Regions from separate parts of the Homo sapiens genome. Here regions 1, 3, 4, 5, 6 and 7 are each linked to region 2. Evidence: chromatin contacts called from ENCODE Hi-C or POLR2A ChIA-PET data. All regions are on one chromosome and are shown on one strand. The core of a region is the stretch at or near the end of the contact, and the rest is flanking DNA. Distances in the headings are between cores, read along the strand shown. Region 1 overlaps ALPK2 (alpha kinase 2). Region 2 has its middle 35 kb from the start of ATP8B1. Region 3 overlaps LOC105372146 (a long non-coding RNA gene). Region 4 overlaps NEDD4L (NEDD4 like E3 ubiquitin protein ligase). Region 5 overlaps ALPK2 (alpha kinase 2). Region 6 holds the start of MALT1 (MALT1 paracaspase). Region 7 overlaps ALPK2 (alpha kinase 2).

What was found. A loop is a pair of places that touch in the nucleus more often than their neighbours do. ChIA-PET counts read pairs that join two places held with the same protein, here RNA polymerase II (POLR2A). Pooled maps may share reads with other maps.
Region 1: a loop to region 2 is called in a pooled map, with 6 times the contacts of the local background. The contact joins two enhancer-like sites. A Hi-C loop is called at or near these places in 2 of 37 single-sample maps with no recorded cell type and 2 of 50 pooled maps.
Region 3: a loop to region 2 is called in a pooled map, with 8 times the contacts of the local background. The contact joins two enhancer-like sites. A Hi-C loop is called at or near these places in 2 of 37 single-sample maps with no recorded cell type and 4 of 50 pooled maps.
Region 4: a loop to region 2 is called in a map with no recorded cell type, with 3 times the contacts of the local background. The contact joins two enhancer-like sites. A Hi-C loop is called at or near these places in 1 of 37 single-sample maps with no recorded cell type. POLR2A ChIA-PET finds 5 or more read pairs at or near these places in 1 of 52 experiments (WTC11).
Region 5: a loop to region 2 is called in a pooled map, with 16 times the contacts of the local background. The contact joins two enhancer-like sites. A Hi-C loop is called at or near these places in 1 of 37 single-sample maps with no recorded cell type and 6 of 50 pooled maps. POLR2A ChIA-PET finds 5 or more read pairs at or near these places in 1 of 52 experiments (A673).
Region 6: a loop to region 2 is called in a map with no recorded cell type, with 10 times the contacts of the local background. The contact joins the promoter of MALT1 here to the enhancer-like site in region 2. A Hi-C loop is called at or near these places in 3 of 37 single-sample maps with no recorded cell type and 5 of 50 pooled maps.
Region 7: a loop to region 2 is called in a pooled map, with 3 times the contacts of the local background. The contact joins two enhancer-like sites. A Hi-C loop is called at or near these places in 2 of 37 single-sample maps with no recorded cell type and 2 of 50 pooled maps. POLR2A ChIA-PET finds 5 or more read pairs at or near these places in 1 of 52 experiments (activated naive CD4-positive, alpha-beta T cell).

The regions. Positions count from the first base shown.
Region 1 is chr18:58,563,817-58,566,516 of GRCh38, reverse strand. The region is part of intron 4 of ALPK2 (alpha kinase 2); the gene reads left to right. ALPK2-AS1 (ALPK2 antisense RNA 1) reads right to left here. Exons shown (of 2, transcript NR_188108.1): 2 at 1-55. Among named protein-coding and RNA genes, the nearest start is that of ALPK2-AS1, 8.1 kb to the right of the region's middle. Within about 2 kb of position 1,261, at least 2 of the 41 ENCODE cell types and tissues checked have a DNase peak (open chromatin) inside an H3K27ac peak, as active enhancers do.
Region 2 is chr18:57,836,754-57,839,453 of GRCh38, reverse strand. It overlaps the pseudogene RSL24D1P11. Among named protein-coding and RNA genes, the nearest start is that of ATP8B1, 35 kb to the right of the region's middle. Within about 2 kb of position 1,438, at least 3 of the 41 ENCODE cell types and tissues checked have a DNase peak (open chromatin) inside an H3K27ac peak, as active enhancers do.
Region 3 is chr18:58,760,541-58,763,240 of GRCh38, reverse strand. The region is part of intron 1 of LOC105372146 (a long non-coding RNA gene); the gene reads left to right. Among named protein-coding and RNA genes, the nearest start is that of LINC01926, 52 kb to the left of the region's middle. RefSeq lists an enhancer at 1,209-1,258. Within about 2 kb of position 1,345, at least 5 of the 41 ENCODE cell types and tissues checked have a DNase peak (open chromatin) inside an H3K27ac peak, as active enhancers do.
Region 4 is chr18:58,362,992-58,365,691 of GRCh38, reverse strand. NEDD4L (NEDD4 like E3 ubiquitin protein ligase) reads right to left here. Exons shown (of 31, transcript NM_001144967.3): 20 at 1,359-1,424. Among named protein-coding and RNA genes, the nearest start is that of MIR122HG, 82 kb to the left of the region's middle. Within about 2 kb of position 1,396, at least 2 of the 41 ENCODE cell types and tissues checked have a DNase peak (open chromatin) inside an H3K27ac peak, as active enhancers do.
Region 5 is chr18:58,614,406-58,617,105 of GRCh38, reverse strand. The region is part of intron 1 of ALPK2 (alpha kinase 2); the gene reads left to right. Among named protein-coding and RNA genes, the nearest start is that of ALPK2, 13 kb to the left of the region's middle. RefSeq lists an enhancer at 1,494-1,563. Within about 2 kb of position 1,270, at least 9 of the 41 ENCODE cell types and tissues checked have a DNase peak (open chromatin) inside an H3K27ac peak, as active enhancers do.
Region 6 is chr18:58,670,024-58,672,723 of GRCh38, reverse strand. MALT1 (MALT1 paracaspase) reads right to left here and starts at 1,259. Exons shown (of 17, transcript NM_006785.4): 1 at 872-1,259. The coding sequence starts at 1,080. It overlaps MALT1-AS1 (MALT1 antisense RNA 1), which reads left to right and starts at 851. Exons shown (of 2, transcript NR_164150.1): 1 at 851-1,255; 2 at 1,916-2,700. LOC105372146 (a long non-coding RNA gene) reads left to right here. Exons shown (of 4, transcript XR_935537.3): 4 at 1-111. RefSeq lists a silencer at 731-1,520 and an enhancer at 1,681-1,940.
Region 7 is chr18:58,492,713-58,495,412 of GRCh38, reverse strand. All of the region lies in intron 12 of ALPK2 (alpha kinase 2), which reads left to right. Among named protein-coding and RNA genes, the nearest start is that of MIR3591, 43 kb to the right of the region's middle. RefSeq lists a silencer at 1,395-1,444 and enhancers at 1,221-1,720, 1,721-2,222. Within about 2 kb of position 1,397, at least 11 of the 41 ENCODE cell types and tissues checked have a DNase peak (open chromatin) inside an H3K27ac peak, as active enhancers do.

The sequences.
Region 1 (2,700 bases), core at 12-2,511, 730 kb before region 2:
CTCTGTTGGTCTTTGTTGGTCTTCTTTGGCTATGATAGAAGATGAATTTGCATCTCTGAAAGGAGATGGAAAAAGCATTGAACTAACCCAATCATATATCAAGACAAATGATAAAGCTGTGGTCATGAGATAGTGTGGGAGTTGCCGTACATAAGTAGATAAACCAAACTGAGGAAAGAGTACAGAATCCAATACTGGAATTTGGTTTATGGATAGAAATAGTCTTTCAACTTGTAGGGAAGAGACAAGTGCTTCAATGCTGACACAATTAGCCACCATATGGAAAAGATATCAGTACCTTACAATGGACCCCCAATAAACTGATGTTATTTGATCTCTGAGTTAAAATTTTTAAAAAACTATAAAGTACTGAAAAAATTTTTCAAAATGATTTTCATGATCTTGAGAGATATAAGATCTTCTTGGGAAAATAATAGGCCTGGTGCAGTGGCTCACGCCTATAATCCCAGCACTTTGGGAGCCCGAGGCAGGTGGATCATGAGGTCAGGAGTCCTAGACCAGCCTGGCCAATATGGTGAAATCCCATCTCTACTAAAAATACAAAAATTAGCCGGGGCGTGGTGGTGCACGCCTGTAGTCCCAGCTACTCGGGAGGCTGAGGCAGAAGAATTGCTTGAATCCGGGAGGCAGAGGTTGCACCACTGCACTCCAGCCTGGGTGACAGAGCAAGACTCCATCTCAAAAAAGAGAAAGAAAGGAAGAAAGGAAGAAAGAAAGAAAGAAAGGAAGGAAGGAAGGAAGGAAGGAAGGAAGGAAGGAAGGAACAAAAAAGAGAAATATCAATAATTTTGATTACATCAAATTAAAATTTTTCTATAGAACAAAAATACCACTAAGAAAATTAAAGTGATACACTTTTTATGTAGGACATTGTAATAGACAAAGATTAATTTCCAGGGTATATAAAAATCAAATAGATAAAACATCCGTAACAATTGAATTATTTTTAAAAGGTAAATATATACAAAGTTTATGGAAGAGATAAATGGTCAATAAATATGCAAGAAGTTGCTCAACCTTATGAGTAATTAGGAAAATACAAATTTTAAAGATATAACATCTTTCATCAGATAGATAAAAAAATTAAAAGTACAGTACCAAGCTGATATTATAAGGAAATGGGTACATTGCCAGTAAGATTAATTTGGCAAAATCTCTTTAAAAATCTCTTAAAATCTCTTAAAACTGAAAAGGGCATTAGCCATGATGCAGCAGTTTCACTTCTCAATATCGACTCTTGAGAGAAGCTTGCATGAAGGCCCAAGGAAGCATGTGACATCATGTGTGTTGTAGAATTATTTCTAAGGAAACGTTTCTAAGGAAATGTTCATGGGTAACTGGCTAAATAAAATGTGGCCTGCTCAAATGATGGATGCTTCAAAACAACATAGAATTAGAAAGGTACACTGAAGAATAATACATACAATACGATACAATTTATGCCCCCCAACCATTCCATAGTAGTATATGTTATTTGTATATACATATATAAACACATAAAATTATTTTTTAGATCTGGAAGAATACATTCAAATGATAGGATTAACTCTGGAGAGGGAAGCAAGGAACCTAACATTTGGAGGGGTGATTAATGTTTTTAAATGTTTAAGGAAATTATTTTTACTGATAATATTGAAAACTTTTAAAAAAATTTTTTTTAAAAAAGGAAGACATAAACTGGGAGCTAGATTTTAGTTCTGGTTCTGCCATTAACCAACTGTATATCCTTGGGTAATTTCCTTTCCTCTCTTTGGGCCTCTTTCCTCAGTGTAAACTGAAGGGGTCAAACATGAAGATCTGTTAATTTCCGAGGCAGTGAGGTCCTGTGAATCCCTAATTTTACATCAGCTGCCAAAATAAATATCAAACAAAGTGGAAGAGACTGTGGCTTTCATGGTAAGGAAAGTCTGTCTAAGCAAAAAGGAAAAAAAAAAAACCTGATGATGTAAGAATTTTGCACAAAAACCCCCACCATAAACTGATATTAAAAACAAATAAAAACTTAGAAAAGCACTTGTGATGTACAAAGAAAGTGATGTAAGAAAAGATGAATAGCTTAATAAAAAATGAACAGGGCCAGGTGTGGTGGGTCATGCCTGTAATCCCAGCACTTTGAGAGGCCGAGGTGGGCGAATCACCTGAGGTCGGGAGTTGGAGACCAGCCTGACCAACATGGAGAAACCCCATCTCTACTAAAAATACAAAATTAGCTGGGTGTGGTAGCGCATGTCTGTAATCCCAGCTATGTGGGAGGCTGAGGCAGGAGAATCGCTTGAACCAGGGAGGCAGAGGCTGCAGCGAGCTGAGATCGCACCACTGCACTCCAGCCTGGGCGACAAGAGCGAAACTCCATCTCAAAAAAAAAAAAAAAAGAACAAAGACATCAAATACGCAATTCATGAAATTCATCATAAACTTATCAACTCCATTCCTTTCTGCCTTCCTCCTTTCCTTCCTTTCTCAATTTTCAGAGATTGTTCTTAATGTGATGATACTTCATGCTAATAAGACTGTATGGAAACAGATTTTTCTCTTACACTGCTGGCAAGAGTGCAAATTAGTACAACCCTTCTGGATGTCAAATTGGTGATATTTACTAATCCTTTAACATGTAAATTTTGGCCCTGTAATTAGCCTAATAAAATTATCAGAAGTATAAATAGAGCCATCGGGACAAGA
Region 2 (2,700 bases), core at 189-2,688:
CTCTTCTAAGATGCAAATAAACCAAAACAGGAAATACTAAAATCAAAATATTTGACACCGTCATACAAATTGTTAGTTCCTTGTTGTCTCCCCCCTTCTATAACATTAATAAAGTGAATATTTTACTGCAAAGAATATTTTATTTTATACATCACTAGCCATGATTTTTTGCCATTAGTGATTATACAAATGCTGTCTAGTCCATTATCCAGATGACATAACCATTTTACGTCCACAATTCACTTCTACAGTTATAAGTAGAATTTTCGTGATTTACATAAGTACACATATCAGTGAAGATTTAATACTGAGATGCAATCTAACATCCGTAATATCTTGTGTTTTGTAGATGGCAGTGTAGGAGAGATATATTTTAATCACTTTTCATTTAAATGAACTTATGTAAAAAATAAACTAATAATTTAGCAGTTCCAAGTCTCCAAAGGGCATTTTCAAATGTCCATAAAATAAATGGTTACAGAAATGTTTAAGAAGCATCTTCATGTCCACATCCTGTTGTAACTGCTGTACCATTTTCTCTTCCAACTCCTTCCCTTTGCCTGCAAGACGGGCTTGGGTAAGATGGATGCTTTGCTTGACTTCTTTGATATCCTGAACTTTCTGTAGCTCTTTATTTTTCTTCAATCTGTTCATTATAAATTTAGCTTGGTGTTTCTGTTTGATCTCTTCAACTCTCTTCATTGCATCAATAGTTTTATTCCATAGCTCTCGCTGGTATTTGATAAGTTCATTTCTATGTTTGTCAAATTCAAATGAATTATCTACTGTAAGCTCTTTACCAGCTGCTTTCTGGAATGGTTTGGTCCGCCTAACTTTGCGAGGATTGCACTTCTTTTTAAAGTGTTTATGACATTTAGATTTACAAAATCCGAACACTTTGCAATCGTTGTGGATGAACAACATGTCATAGCCAGGGTAGATGGGCCCCGAACAGAAATAACACTTCTCGATGCGCATGTTGAACCCGTGTGGTTCCCCACTGACCACACGCTAAGCTTGAGAGCCCAACTACAATTTCTTTTTTGACTTTTCATTTTGAAATAATGATAGAGTCACCAGAAGGTTCAAAGAAAGTGTACAGGGAGGCCCAGTGTACCCTATACCTAGCCTCCTTCAGTGGTGGTAACATCTTGAATAATTACAGTACAAAATCAAAATCAGGAAATTGACATTGAAATGCTCCACAGAGCTGATTCAGATTTCATTGTTTTTATAAGCACACACGTGTGTACTTCTATACAATCTTATTACGAGTGTAGCTTCCTGTAACCACCAACACAATCGAGATACACAACTGTGCCATCACTACAAGGCTGCCTCATGCTGTAACTGCCCAGCGGGTTCACCCTGCTCACTGCCTAGACAGAGCTGTTTTATCAAGATAGGGGAATTTCTACAGAGAAAGAGTCATTCATGCAGAGCTGTCTGTGTGGGAGACCAGAGTTTCATTATTACTCAAATCAGTCTCCCTGAGCATTCGGGGATCAGAATTTTTTTTTTTCTTTTGAGACGGAGTCTCGCTCTGTCGCCTAGGCTGGAGTGCAGTGGCGCAATCTCGGCTCACTGCAAGCTCCGCCTCCCGGGTTCATGCCATTCTCCTGCCTCAGCCTCCCAAGTAGCTGGGACTATAGGCGCCTGCCACTGCGCCCGGCTGATTTTTTGTATTTTTAGTAGAGAGGGGGTTTCACCGTGTTAGCCAGGATGGTCTCGATCTCCTGACCTCGTGATCTGCCCACCTCGGCCTCCCAAAGTGCTGGGATTACAGGCTTGAGCCACTGTGCCTGGCCTATTTTTTTTTTTTTTTTTTTTGAGACAGAGTCTTGCTCTGCCGCCCAGGCTGAAGTGCAGTGACGCGATCTTTGCCCCCTGCAACCTCCGCCTCCGAGGTTCAAGCCATTCTCCTGCCTCAGCCTCCTGAATGGCTGGGATTATTGGCGCCTGCCATCACTCCCAGCTAATTTTTGTATTTTTTAGTAGTGACGGGGTTTTGACATGTTGGCCAGCCTGGTCTCAAACCCCTGACCTCAGGTGATCTGCCCGCCTTGGCCTCCCAAGGTGTTAGGATTACAGATGTGAGCCACTGTGCCTGGCCAAGTGTTTAGCTTTTTAAGAAACTGATATTTTCCAGAGTGGCTATGCTATTTACATTACTATAAATGTAGGGAAATAGATAATTTTCTCTCAATCTTTCATAATTCTTAGTTGGGATGGGCCACTGTAACAAAAAACAGATTAAAAAGAGACAAATAAACAGAAGATTATTAACATGTATACCTCGTGTAGTATACAGGGAGATACCCAGAGAAATTGGTAAATTTCAAAGAGGTGGCTTTGAACTCACACTTAAATGCCATGTCTGCTGAAACAAAAAGAAGGGTGTAGGGAAAGTTGATTATGCTCAGGAAAAACTGGCAAATAAGAGTAAGATTTGTTATGGAGATTTAAGTCAGTGCCTTCTCCATCAATAAAGGATAACTGTCTCCAGTGACTTAGAGTCATCCTGTCCTCCTGGGGTAATGTGGATGATAAGGTAACTTCCACTCTGTTTTCAGAGCTTCTCCTGTGGTTGCAGTTTCCCAAAATAATCAGCTCAAAATAGAGAGGGGAGAGGAGAGAAAGAGAAGGAGAGTTATCATAAGGAATTGGCTTATGTGATTGTGGAGGCCGAGAAGTCCCACC
Region 3 (2,700 bases), core at 96-2,595, 920 kb before region 2:
TTCCCCCGCAGCCCTCTCCTTTGCCACCAGCAGCCGAGAGAACAGTCTTGGGGGAAAGAAAACACAGAAGCTCAGTGCTGCGGGGAGAGGGGAATGAAGGCGTGATAAGAGACATGCGGGGGCTGTTCCTGGCTCGCTCACCTCCTTGTCCTCTTCCTCACCGAAACCACAGAGTCTCCCCCAGCCTTGCAGCAGAAGTGTGGTCGTGCCTCTGCAGTAAGCTGGGTGTAGGACTGGCTGGCCAGCATCTGCAGTCTATGCTGAGTACCTGTGCCTGGGTGACCCTTCCCCCGCGACTCCAGTGTGACCTTCCTTCCCAAGCCTCTTGTTGCCCTGGGGTCTTCCACATTCAGCTGTGTCAAGCTCAGGGAATACAGGAGGAAAATGGGATCGCCTCAAAGTTAGGGGCTGGGGGATGAGTTGCCGCAGGTACTAACAGGCAAACCTGCCCTGTTCCTCCAGCCGGGTGCCAGTGGTAGTTGACAGGGAAAGGGCCCTTGAGGAAGAGAGCAAGTGGGGAGAGAGAGGGAGAGACAGAGAGGATGGAGAAGTTGGAGGTCTCTGTGGTGGCCCAAGGGGGCAGTGGGGCCTGGAGGAGGTGGTTGGGCATCTGCTCCCACTAACCCATGGGCCACCTGGTCCCTTTGCCACGGACCCTGCTATGGGCAGCCATGGTGGGGTGGAGGCGTGTCCCTGGCACCCCCATGTCTCCCCGCATGAGTTTCCTGAGGAACCTGTGGGCATCCCGACGCCCTCTGGGTTTCACCTGGAGGACCACTGCTCACAAGTGGCCTCTCCTTATTTCTTTGAGCAACTTGAACTCTGTGAAAAGAACGTGGGCTCCACGGAGGCCTGTGCCAGCGGAGACAGGAAACATCACCGCTGTTTTCAAGATGGTTCCATTCACTCTTTGTCCTAGTGACCCTGTACTCAGCTCCCATTGTGATGGCTTGGGCGGGGGGATGGGCATGTTTTCTGGATAGTTCCACTGCCTCTGCCCCACTGCATGCAAGCCTGGTCAGCCTGGTGAGGGAGGGCATGCTCAGGCCCCCACCAGCCCCGGGCCTGCTGTCCTTCAGTGGCCTGTGTTCTGAAGACACAGGTGCATCTCTGTCACCCACTACCCACCAAGTCACAAACACCTGGGGCGGGAAGGAAGGTAAATGTTCCTCAAGGGATAGTGTGTATATGAGGGTGGGGTGCGTGGCTGGGAGGCGCACAAATGGCAGCATCCACTTAGGAGCCTGTACCCATCTTCCAGCAGGTCAGCACGGCTGAAGCCAGCAAATTTGTTGTGTTCTCTGGGCCTTAGCAGTCACGACCTTGGACCACGAGATGTGCCCTTGTCGCATTTATTTAAAGAGTTGAAATCTGAAAGGTGCATTAGAAATCGTTCTATTTATAGAGTCACTCTAAATACACTGTGGTGGAAGATGGCCAAGAGCTATTGTGAAGTGAAAGTAGGAACTGGAAAACGGTGAGCTCAGCATGATCTCACATATGCACATATGTGTACACCTGTGTGTATACATGTATAAAAGATATCTGTACACATGTATGTGTATAATACTCATACGTGTGTGTGCATATGTGTGTGTGTGTCCATATGGTCTGGAGATTTATATGCATAATACAACCGGAAGAAATATACACTGAAGAGATAGCATTATCTCTTGAAAGTGAGATTGGGATTATGTGGGGAGGGGAACTTTTAAACATTAATTTACGGAAAAGAAACGGAAAAATGTTCTGGTTCAGTCTAGCCAGGGTAAGTTTGAGACCTGGGCCCCAGGGTGACTTTCACCTCAACCACTGCTCTCTGCCAGTGCCACGCTGCCTGTGGCCTGGCCCTTGCTGTGAGTGTTTACGACCACAAAATTTACTTTTCCTGGAAGTGGTTTCTTCTGATGGCTGGAGAATGTTTATGACATTGTCCATCTCTGTTTCTCCTTAATGAAATTGCCTGGCAGCCGCGGTATTTTAGAGAAGTCTTAACCCCTACTCACTCTCCATTTAGCTTTCCATTCCATTTTCCATGGGAATGGCTGCTCTGACATCAGAATAGGCAATGGCAGCAGGAAGCAGTATCATCAAAGGTGCGAGTTTGAACTCTGGGGAGAGAGGTGTTCATAGGGTAATTTTTGCAACAGTTGGAAAATGCTCTACTGGACAGGGCTGGCTTTTGCTAAGAGGCTCAACAGGAGTTGGTCCATGTGCTGCATTCTCATTTTCACTCCCCAGTTACTCCCTGGGCCACCTGCCTGCCGCAGCACCTGAAGTCAAGTCACCAGAGGCTCAACTTTCTGGTCCATGTGTGGCTGTTTCTTTTTCTATTTATTTTTGTATTTTATTTATTTATTTTTTGTGATGGAGACTTGCTCTGTCACCAGGCTGGCACGATCTTGGCTCACTGCAACCTCCGCCTCATAGGTTCAAGTGATTCCCCTGCCTCAGCCTCCAGAGTAGCTGGGACTACAGGCACGCGCCACCATGCCCAGCTAATTTTTTTGTATTTTAGTAGAGACGGGGTTTCACCATGTTGGCCAGGATTGTCTTGTTCTCTTGACCTCGTGATCCGCCCATCTTGGCCTCCCAAAGTACTGGGATTACAGGCGTGAGCCACTGCGCTGGCCATGTGTGGCTGTTTCTAGGAGAGATTTCTGTCTCATTCCTTCTCTTCCTTTTTTCTTTCTCTCCCTC
Region 4 (2,700 bases), core at 147-2,646, 530 kb before region 2:
GAAAGGCAGTCGACTGTATCTGTTGCTTCACTCAAGAGACTTTAGCCCAGGTAGTCAAAACCTGTAATAATCCCCACCTGGCCAGGTTGGGCCTATCCATGCTCAACTGTGGCAGGGCCGCCAGGTGGTAGATATAATCCACGCTGCCTCAAGTCCATTTTGTTGCCATGGGGAGTGGGATCCTGATTATGCCAAGTGTGGGGAAAGCAGCCCAAAGCATGGTTCGCTGACATGAAAATAACAAAACACTTGACCAAGGTTGTGGCAACTGCCTCCTGCAAAGAGGCGGTCCAGGCTTGGTCTGGCTGTAAGAATGAATGTGCAGAGATGGTTTCCGGGTAGCAGACACTGCTATGTGAGAGCCATAGAGTGAGACTGGGTGATGACCACAGTCATCATCATTACCAGGGGACATGACTCACAAAGAAAACTGTGGAATTTTCAGTGATCATTTGAGTTTTGAAGGCAAAGAATCATTTCAATAGCAGTTACCCGCAAGCTCTTGAATCAGGACTTTGGAACAGAGACCAAAACCCCTAAATGAGAGCAGACATTGTGCCCCATCCAGAGATGTTCCCGGGCAGGAGGAACCAGCTGAGGGGAGGAGGCAGGGAGAGATGGCAATGGAGCCCAGGCCACCAGAGGGGGTCTGAGCTGCAGCCGCTTCTCTCCCCTCCCTAGAGGTGTAACCATAGTGATGGAGAAAATTGAAGAGAAAACTGCTAAGGAGGAATCGGAAAGTAAAACAGAGGATGCAATGTTGAACAATTTGGGGATGGTGTGTCATTAGAAAATGCAATGTTATAATTTAAAATGTTGCCCATAAAAATTTTTAGAGTTTCTAGGTTTTAAACTGCCAGGGATAATTATAAGTAGAAAATTACATTTGGACGTAATACTGCCAATTATTATAATTAAATATAACACTATATTATAAATACTGTAGTTGAAACTAAGCTTTTGCATTTACAAGGAAGGACTTGAACATTTTTCTTACCGGGATCCAGGTTAATTAAATATGATAACTGCGCATAATTGAATAGGCTTCCACAGATTTTGTGACTAGGGTTCTGAATTATTTTATATCCCATAAAAATCATTCCTGTCTTTTTATGTATTACATAGGAAATTACCCTTCAGGTGATTTGATATGTAACACTGAGTTAATTTTCACTTACCATTTCTGTTAAAAAGAAAATTCAGATTTTAGAACCAGGAGGATCAAAGTGCAGAGAGAAAAGGAAGGTAATATTTTTAGCATTCATATAAAAGTAACAACCAAGTTGTTCTCACTGAAGTGACTGTGGTAACTTACAAATGACTAACACAAAGCATTTTTGGAAGGCATGATTACTCACAGGTTTCTTTAATTTCTTCCTGAAGTAGTCATATTTCTGCTTAAATTCTCTGGAGTAAGGGACAGCCTGGAAGATAAATTTATAAATATAGATAATGCAAACAATACACCTGAAATTTTATGTATACTGAGGCAACATTCAAGAGAATTTCATGAGTCATAAACCGTAAATTCTCACTTCTCAGATTATCCATGGAAAAATTAGATAATGTCTACACAGCACAGGGGAAAGTCCTAGAACTGATGAGGGCTAATCAGCTTTGAATGCAGCTTTCACCCCTGAAAACAGCTATACTGCTATTTGAGAAACCATTTGGGGTACGCTACACAAACTAAACATGCTTTCCAAGTGACTTTTGTCAGAATATGAGTCAGGGTGTTTCTGTTTTTCTTTTTTGCTGTGGTTTAGGTAAGAGTTATTGGCTAAATACTTCTAACATACAACCCAGAATGACCTACGTTGGCATTTTGAAAAGTCTAATTACGGTTTAACGAATTTTTGTGGGGAAATACAACGAGCAGAAAGGGAAGTGAACTGACACTCCTATCAAGGAATATAAAATCAGGCAGATGGCATTCTCAAAAAATCCTCAATTTAGAAGTCAGAAGGTTTGTCCCTTAATATTTAGTGGTCTTGGGCAAGGATTTCTTTAAATCTCAAATGCTTTATCTATGAAATAGAGTGATAGTACCCCAGTTGAGGGCTCAGGAATTGAGTTAACTATAGTCATTCAAAAGTTGTGATATCTCTTCAGGCAAAGGAGTAACATGTTAATGTAGTCATTTAAATAATCTTTATTTGCTACCTTGTAAAGTAGCTTACAATATCTTAGAGTCAGGGCCGTGAGTTTTGGCTACTGAAAAAGCTTACGATATTTTTATGAGCAAAAAGGATTGGGTTTTGCATATACACAGACATTAACTATGACAGCCTCGAAAACAACTCATTGCTTTTTAGCCACTAGTATGAATTTCAGCAGAGAATACTTCTGCTGTTATCATTTCGGCCTAAGTTAATAAAATATACTGATCCTTAGTCTAGTATCTCCAGACTCCAAACCTTACACTTTCACCATACTTATCTTGACCAGAAACAGAAGAAATGAAGAACATGAACTTCCCTCTTTTATAGTTTTAAGACATGTTTATATAAAAAACCCGAAACAAAACAAACAACCACTCTTCCAGAAAATGAGCACGTCAGTGTTTTGCTCTGTAATTCCAGAGCAAAAAATACATCATCTTTATATAGCTTAGGAGCAATCTATAGACAATTTACACTGCCTATGGTCTTTTCTTAGTTTTTAAGCCAGTCTTCTTTGATTTTCCACTGAACAACAGAT
Region 5 (2,700 bases), core at 21-2,520, 780 kb before region 2:
CCACCACAACAACAATCATCAACACGGAAGAAGAGGAAGACTTCCGTGACCAAAGTTGTGGTGGATTTACCCCATACGCCAAGCTGCAGACACTGGTGGGTGTTCTCGGCTTCAGTTCTGACTCTGTCCACCTGGAGATAGTGTCAGATCCCACAGGTTGTGGGCCCAGTCCCCAAGGCTACTCCTCACCCACCCCCCAAGCCCCCGGAACACCAGCTGCAAGTCAAGGCTTCTGGAACTTCTGACTGACTGGCTTCAAGTTGGGGTTCCCATGAGCACCTCTTGGGGTTAATTTGCCAGAGTAGCTCACAGAACTCAGGGAAACACATTTACTGGTTTATTACAAAGGTTATTTTAAGGATACAAGTAAACTGCCAGATGCAGAGAACCACAGGCGATTTTGCAGAGATCCATAGGCGATTTGCAGGAGCTTCTGTCCCCATGGAGTTGGGATGTGCCACCCTCCCAGTGTGTGGATGAGTTCTTCACCTCCTGTCAGCCTCCACGTGTTCAGCTCTCTGGAAGCTCCCCAGACCCTGTCCTTTTGGGTTTTTATGGAGGCTTCGCTACATAGGCACGATTGACAACTATGTAGAAATGTGATTGGACAAAAAGCACCTGATCTGAACCCAGCAAGGCCTGTCTGTTCAGACTTTTCTTGGCATTCGTTTCTCTGTGTGGCATTCTTTCCTCTAGAGTAAGAGGCAGGAATGAGGGTCTTTTGGAATAAGGGCCTTTTGACCACAGAGTCCTGCCTTGGACAGGTAAAAGAAGGATAGAAGGTCAGAGAGAGAGATTCTGTTTCCCAAGGCCAAAAGTGCCCCAACATTATAACAAGGACTATGGGAGTTAGGAGCCAGGAACTGTGGATGGAAACCAATAAATATACAGATATATCATAACACCATAACCACACAGCAAAAAAAGAAAAGAAAAAAGGCAAATCCAGCATTCTTTCCAATTAACACATTGTTTTCCCAAGGTCATCTGTGAAGCCTACCACAAACTCCTCCACTAATACCAATAATTCAATATTGATTGTTCATCTCTAGCAGAGAATGATAAATCTGTCATCAAGGGTTCTCACCTTCAGAGAAGCCACGAAACACGAGCCACAGCCTGACTTAACTGTCCTTTTCCTCTCCAGAGTACAGTCAGTGCTCTGTGGCTCAGATATGTGGTCACTAAACTGACTATGTGAGTCAAATAGTGTGTGTTTGTCAGTATTTTCACATGTGGGACAACACTGTCAGGAAGTCATCACCTGGGGAGGAGTCACAGATGACACAGAAGCTCCTCAACGTCAGCCCAGCTCTTGACAGCTGGATTTATCCTTTCCTCCTTCTCCATCCATAGCAGTGATCTCCAGGAATGAGAATGGAAGGTCATGTCCTGTAAATTACTATTGCAGGTGACAATTACACCCAGAGACATTTTTACACATTAGTTGGTATATCACTTTAAAAAAGAATCATTGTGGTAACCCACAGCAGAAAAGGAAACTGATGAAACAAGTGAACTCTTTCCTTATACTACGCTGATTACCATTATGAAAACTAATTATGTAACAGATATTTACAAGGCAATTGACATACATTATTCTAATCCTTAGACTATTATCATTCCCTCCTTTTACAGATGAGAAGGTAGGTTCAATGCCTTGCCTTATAATTGGCAGAGCTGGATGTAGATTTGTTCCTGGCAGGTGGCAAAGCCTGTATTGTGTTCACAGTTCTATGGGGCCTCCTGGTCAGGAGGGTGTTTTCTTGCTATGAGAGCTGCCCTGCCCGCCACTGTCCCCCTCCATTTGAGTAACTTCCCTAGGAATATGAAGAGTGGGGTAGTCATCCCTCTGTCTCAACAGTTGCTTCTGAAAAGCATTGCTGATTGGCCACAAAAAGGAATGAGGTACTGATACAGGTGACAATATGGTCAAACCCCAAAAACATTGTGTTAAGTGAAAGCTTCTATTTATATAAAATGTCCAGAATAGGCCGGGCTCTGTGTCTTCTGCCTATAATCCTAGCATTTTGGGAAGCCAGGTGGGAGGATTGCTTGAGCCCAGGCATTCAAGACCAGCCTGGGCAATGTAGTGAGACCCTGTCCCTACAAAAAAAAAAAAAATCCATAATAGACAAATACATACAGACAGAAAGTAGATTAGTGATTGCCTCTGGCTGTGTGTGTTGGGGGGGAGGGTGGAAATGGGGAGATGAGGAGGTAAAAGGGGTGTAGGGATTCTCTAGAGTAATGAGAATGCTCTAAAATGGATTGTGGTGACGGTTGCACAATTCTGAATATAGTGAAAGCCATTGAATTGTACAACTTAAATGAGTAAATTGTGTATGGTATGGTAATTATATCTCATTAAGGCTGTAAGAGAGCTGGGCATGGAGGCTCAAGCCTCTAGTCCCCACTACTCAGGAGGCTGAGGTGGGAGGATGGCTTGAGCCCAGGAATTCAAGACCAGCCTTGGGCTGGTATTAAATCTGGTTTTTTAAAAATACCAATTGATATCCATTCCGTAACCACCAAATGTACCCGTAACCTAATCTGGAATGGAGGTATTTATTTGCTATCTAGCAGATGAATTTTCTTCCTGTGCTGTGCAACTAATTTGCCATTATGCTGAGAGGGGATTACTATGCTCTGAAATACCACATGTATGAACCGGAGCCCCATGTCATCCAGCCTCTGCAC
Region 6 (2,700 bases), core at 10-2,509, 830 kb before region 2:
TTCTCTAATAGACTTTTTTGTTTTGGAAAATTTGTTTTTCCACGAAAGTATTATTTCTGTTACCATATAATGGGTTATTCTTTTTAAATAAATTAATATTTTTTAAATGTCTTAGCTTTAATTTCAAAGGTGGTAAATATCAGTATGTATTACATGTATGTATTATCTCTAACCCACATAAGAGCTCTCTGGGGTCCTCAATAATTCTTAAGAGGGTAAAGGAGTCTCGAGACCAAAACTTCAGGAACCCTAATACAGCCATTCCAAACCTAACAAGGAAAATAGTTTTACTTCGAGTTTCATGTTCATGGTGAAGTCAAGAAGAGAACGTGGTAACCTGGTTTGATGGAGGGAGATGATGAGTTCGGCGTCAGTCTTTCCCAATACCTTGCAAAATGTTCATGAATTCCTGCACCCCACCCTCTGCATTCATCACCTCGCCTGCGCTTCTTCCCAGCCTTCCTTAGGTCTCCCAGAGCAGTGTCCACATCCCTTTCTTTTGCATTTTAAGTCCTCTGGATGACTGCCCCATCCTAGGGGTCCCCTGACAGCTTTCCTTCTCTCACTATCCTCCGGGGTCAACCTCGACTTCTCCCTTTCACCAGGGGCGGGGGTGGGAACAGGGAGCGAGGCAGCCGCTGGGCCACTTTTGCCTCCACCCTCCAGAGCCCTGGGCCCCGCTCTCAAACCCCAGGCGTTCCGGGGAGCTGCTGAGTTCCGCTCCGCCTCAATGACCGAAGTCCTCCCCACCTCCGCTCACTCACGCCGGCGGCCCCCGCCGCGCTCAGCCCCACCGACAGCGCCCCCACCTCCCCACCGCAGCCCACCCCGCTCGACCCGCGCGCCCGGCCTGCCGCGGCCCTGAGCTCACCTGAGGCGGAGGCGCCCGCGACTCCCCGCCAGCTCCGCCAGTCTCCTCCAGCCCCGGCCCTCGGGCGCCTGATCCAGGAGCTCGCTGAGCCTCCGCAGCAGCGGCTCCCGCAGGCGGTTGAGGGTCGCGCCGGCCGGAGGGGCGAGCAGCGGCCCCGTGGGGGCGGCCGAGGGCGGCAGGGCCTGTAGCGGGTCCCCCAACAGCGACATGGCCCTCGCCGGCGACCCCGGACTGCCGGGGCTCCCGCCCGCCCCGTCACGGGCCTCGGCCCCGGGGCACCTTCCGCTCGCCTCCGAGCCGCGGAGGCAGGGGCGGAAGAACAAATCTGGCAGCGCGGCACGGCCCTCAGAGGAGGAAGCTCCGCTCCCCGCCCCAATTAGACAGGTTTGCCGAGGGGAGCCTGGCCTGCTGGCCGCGCCAGCCGCGCAAAGGGGCGGGGCACCCGGGGGGCGGGGCACGGAGCCTCGAGGGGCGGGACCTTGGGCCTCGAGGGGCGGGGCGGGGCTGCCTACTGCGTGCGTGCGGCTGCGCGCCTCCCTCGCCCTCCCCCGCGGTCCCGGGCTGGCCGTGGCGCGCGCTTCAAACCCAGCCCTCCCGAGCAGGAAAGGACGGGTGGGTGCAGCTGGAGGAGGAAGCGGTGGAGGAATTACGCCCCGGCAGCTCCTCTACGGCGGGGAAGCCTGCGGCGTCTGGGCTTCCTGAGACCGTGGGAGGAGGCCTGCGTACTCACGCCAGAGAGCGGGGCAAGCGGTTCTCAGTCGCCGGCTCCCGCCCGCAGTCCCCGGCGAGCGCTCTCCCCTGACTCAGGGACTTTCATGTGCCCGGCGACACACCAGCATCCTGCAGTGGGCAACCTCAGCGGACGCTTCCTCGTTTTAGGGTTAGATGTGTATGGCATTGCTAGAGGGAAGTAGTGCTGGAGATCCGGATACTTGAGTTGGAATTGGCCAAAATCTTTGCCTAGACTTTTAAACAATTACTACTTTGCAAACTGAGCTGTGGCATATTTAGGGCTAATCAGATCTTGGAAATGATTGTTTTTAGCAGGAATCATCTGGTTTACACCGCGTCAGACTGCCGCCCGCAATCTCCGTCATCAAAGCAGGCAACCCTGTAGAGGATGCCTTTCCCTGGAATGATCCGGAATGGACGACACCTGAGCTCTCTCTGCCAATCTTAGCAACATCCAAGGCCATTATCCCTTTGAAAACTATGGCTTCGTTTGGGACAAAAAGGAAGTAACTTACGAAATGTGACCAGTCAGGTAGTTCCCTACACGAGGCTTCCTGGCCCAATTTCTGTTGCCATTAGCTTTTCATCACCCAAGGCCGCAGGATTTTCTGACCAGTAATTTGGATACCTATATTCTTATACATGTTGGCGAGGTAGGTGCGCCATACAGTCTCCACCACATTCTAGCACAAGCAGTCATTAAACTTCACTCTAGCATAAGTTAAGAATTCAGACTGCAGTGAGATGGCTAAGAGCATGAAAGATCTGCTCGATTCAAGTGTTAGGAGCTTGAATAAGTTTCTTAATTTCTCTGCCTCATCTATTAACACAGGACTGACAATACAGTTTATATAGAGTTGTTGCCAGAATTAAAGGAGTTGATGTATGTGAAGCACTTAACTCGGTAACTGGCACATCGTAGATGACTCAGTAAATGCTATTACCCTTACACATACAAGTGCCGTTTCATACTCAGTTTGACTTGGCAAGCCTTTCCCAACCGCTTCAGGTGCCTTCCTGTTTTGTCCTCAATTACTGTACAAATATTTTCTGAGGATCTGTTACCTGCATGTGCCAATTATGGAAATAAAATCTTC
Region 7 (2,700 bases), core at 148-2,647, 660 kb before region 2:
CTGTCTATAAAGTATTACTTACTCATTGCCTTCCCACCCAAGGAGAGGCCAGGGAGCAGGAGCTGGGAGAGGAGGAGATTCTGAAGTGTTTGAGAGCTTTGGCAGGGATATTAGATCTTCTTGTCTTTTGTTTTTTAAAAACTTTTCTTTAAACGTTACCTTTTTAAGCCACAGTCTTTTTCCCAAAAGAAATATATCTTACAATCACAGTTTGAAAAACTGATGAAAAGGTAAAACTTCTCCAAACAGAGCATAAGAGGTGGTTGAGAGACCTCTTTAGAGGCTCCTGGGAACCCCTCTGGAGTGGAAACCAGTGATCAAGCCCGACCTCCTCACTTCACAGGTGAGGAGGCATGGGGCATGGGGCATGGGGCATGGGGCAGCCTGCTTGCTGGCAGGAGTCAAGAAGTCTTTCCTGCTTGAAGTCAGCACCCCAAAGTGAACGGCAGATCCTCAATGCTGGGAGGCGAGGCACAATTGAAAAAGTTCTCCAGTGAATGTCAAAGCTGCAAAAGGGAGATAACTCATGAGGACAGACTTGGAAAGGGCTCAAGTTCAAGGGCACTCTGCAGACAGGAAAGTCCAGGTGGGAGGCAAATGAGCTGGGGAAGAAAGGAAGGCGAGCATCGCAGACTGCAGACAGCAGGAGAGAAGATGGAGGAATAAGGGTTGATCGAGCAAGTTCTCTTGATTCTTAGCAAGCAACTGTGAGTGAGCTTAGTTCATTCATGATGCAAAGGGAGAGTCGCAAGTTCTATGGGGGGGCTGGTACCTGGCAGGGTTCAGCTGGGGGAACAGCACCACCATAAGAAGCAGTGCTCCGTGTGTCATTTAAAAAAAAAAATTCCCATATGTCTCAATCAGGACCATATATTTGGCTGCTGACACCCCAGTCATGCAACCTGTTTTGCTGTCTTGTTCAATGAAGTCAAAGGCTATGATCCTATTTCAGGAGTAATTACTCTAATCTCATAAAATAAAATAGAGAATTGTCATGACTTACTCATTTTAATTCAACTTTACTTCATTGTATGTTCCTTTTAACAGGAGTATGTCATATTTCTCTTGGGAGCCAGAGATATAATTATGTCTGGAAACACATCCCCTGTGCCTCAGCCACCTCAATCTTTTGGCAAATGTTGAGTACAAAAATTTCAGGTTACAAAGTATGGCAAGTAAGATTGTTTTGACATCCAGTAATCCATTTTCTAGATAGACCCAAGATACTAACCCGTTGAACAAATTTCTAATTGGAAATTACACAAGGAAAAAAGGCCTAATTTTATAACTGGAGATTTGGAAACGTAACCTAACCAACTCCAGACCGATCTAAAGCCATGCGTGCAGTGGAGCCGAACTGCAAACTCATGCTTCTCTCCAGCCAGTCGGGGAGTTCCCGGGGAGGCGACGAGATTGCAGTTCAACCACCAGAGGGCACCAGAACCAATACTTTGCCCTTTGTAGTCTCCCCTAAAAAGCCAATTTCCTGTTGCCAGATTGAAATAAAACAAAGAAAAGTACCATTAGCAGATTTCTTCCCTGGCAGTAAGCATTAGACCAAAATAAGATTAATATGGACAGCCGTAAAGGACACCCCTCGCAGTGGCTGCCAGCCAGCCTTGCATCTTTCTACCCTCGGAGGAAGGAACGACGAGGCTTAAGGATGTGTGGCTTGTGTCAAGCGTCCCTGACATGGAAGCCAAATTCCCGAGACCCTGGACAGAAGCCTGGATGATTCATTCATGTAGCAGGAGGACAGTTGCCTTGAGAAAGCAGGCTCCATTGGGGTCTGCGTGCCTAGCTCTGGTCCTGGCCATGAACAGGAGAAAAGATCAAAATAGACTCCCACACTCGGCCAAGCTGAGTTCCAAAAGAAAGGCTCTGCCTTCAATGCCCACAAGCAGATGGAGGGGACGGCAGCCACCTGGGATGCTTTGCCCAGTCACAAGGCCGAGCCACCACCGTACCTGGAGAGGAAGCGCCAAAACAAACTTGGAGGTGGGAAGAAACAATCTAATCCGAAGAAACACGCCCCGAGAATAGGCTTATGTGCATGAGTGGTGACTCCAGGCAGACTATTTAAAGCAATGCATGAGTCTGCCAGGAGAGGAAACAAAGGGACATTGGAACAGAATTCCTGATGCCTTTAAAGTGTCTCATAGCAGGGCCATGTCACTATAGAACACCAAACATTTCAGCTGAGTCCCCAATGCCAGGCATCAGCGGACCAATCTCACAGGCCTGTCAGCTTGAGAAAGGCAATTTTATGCCCCAGATAGCTCCTGTCCCCGCCTGCCACAGGGTCATCTGTCCTGGAAGGCCACCTGCATCCCATCTTCATCCGGTCAGCCCATTCTGTAGTAGGGCTGGCTGGCCCGCTGGCTGATTTATGTGGCCAGTCTTTGCCATTAAGGAAGTTTGGAGGCTGGAGGGAAGTCTGAAGGGAACAGTGGTGATTTTCGCAGTTTTTGGCAAGGCAGACCCTACTATAGCAGTGCTCTCAGTGTATGGGGGAGTCTCCCAGGCCCAACAGAGCCAGCCAGGACATGCCCCCTCCATGGAGGGACTAGCACAGCAGTATCCTGGCCTCTACCCAGAAGTCTTACAAAGGACAGTTCTGTTGAAATGTCTGGAATTGGGATCCATGGGTTCCTCCCACTCCTGACCCTATTCCCTAGTTGTCCCTCTGCCCAGTCCATT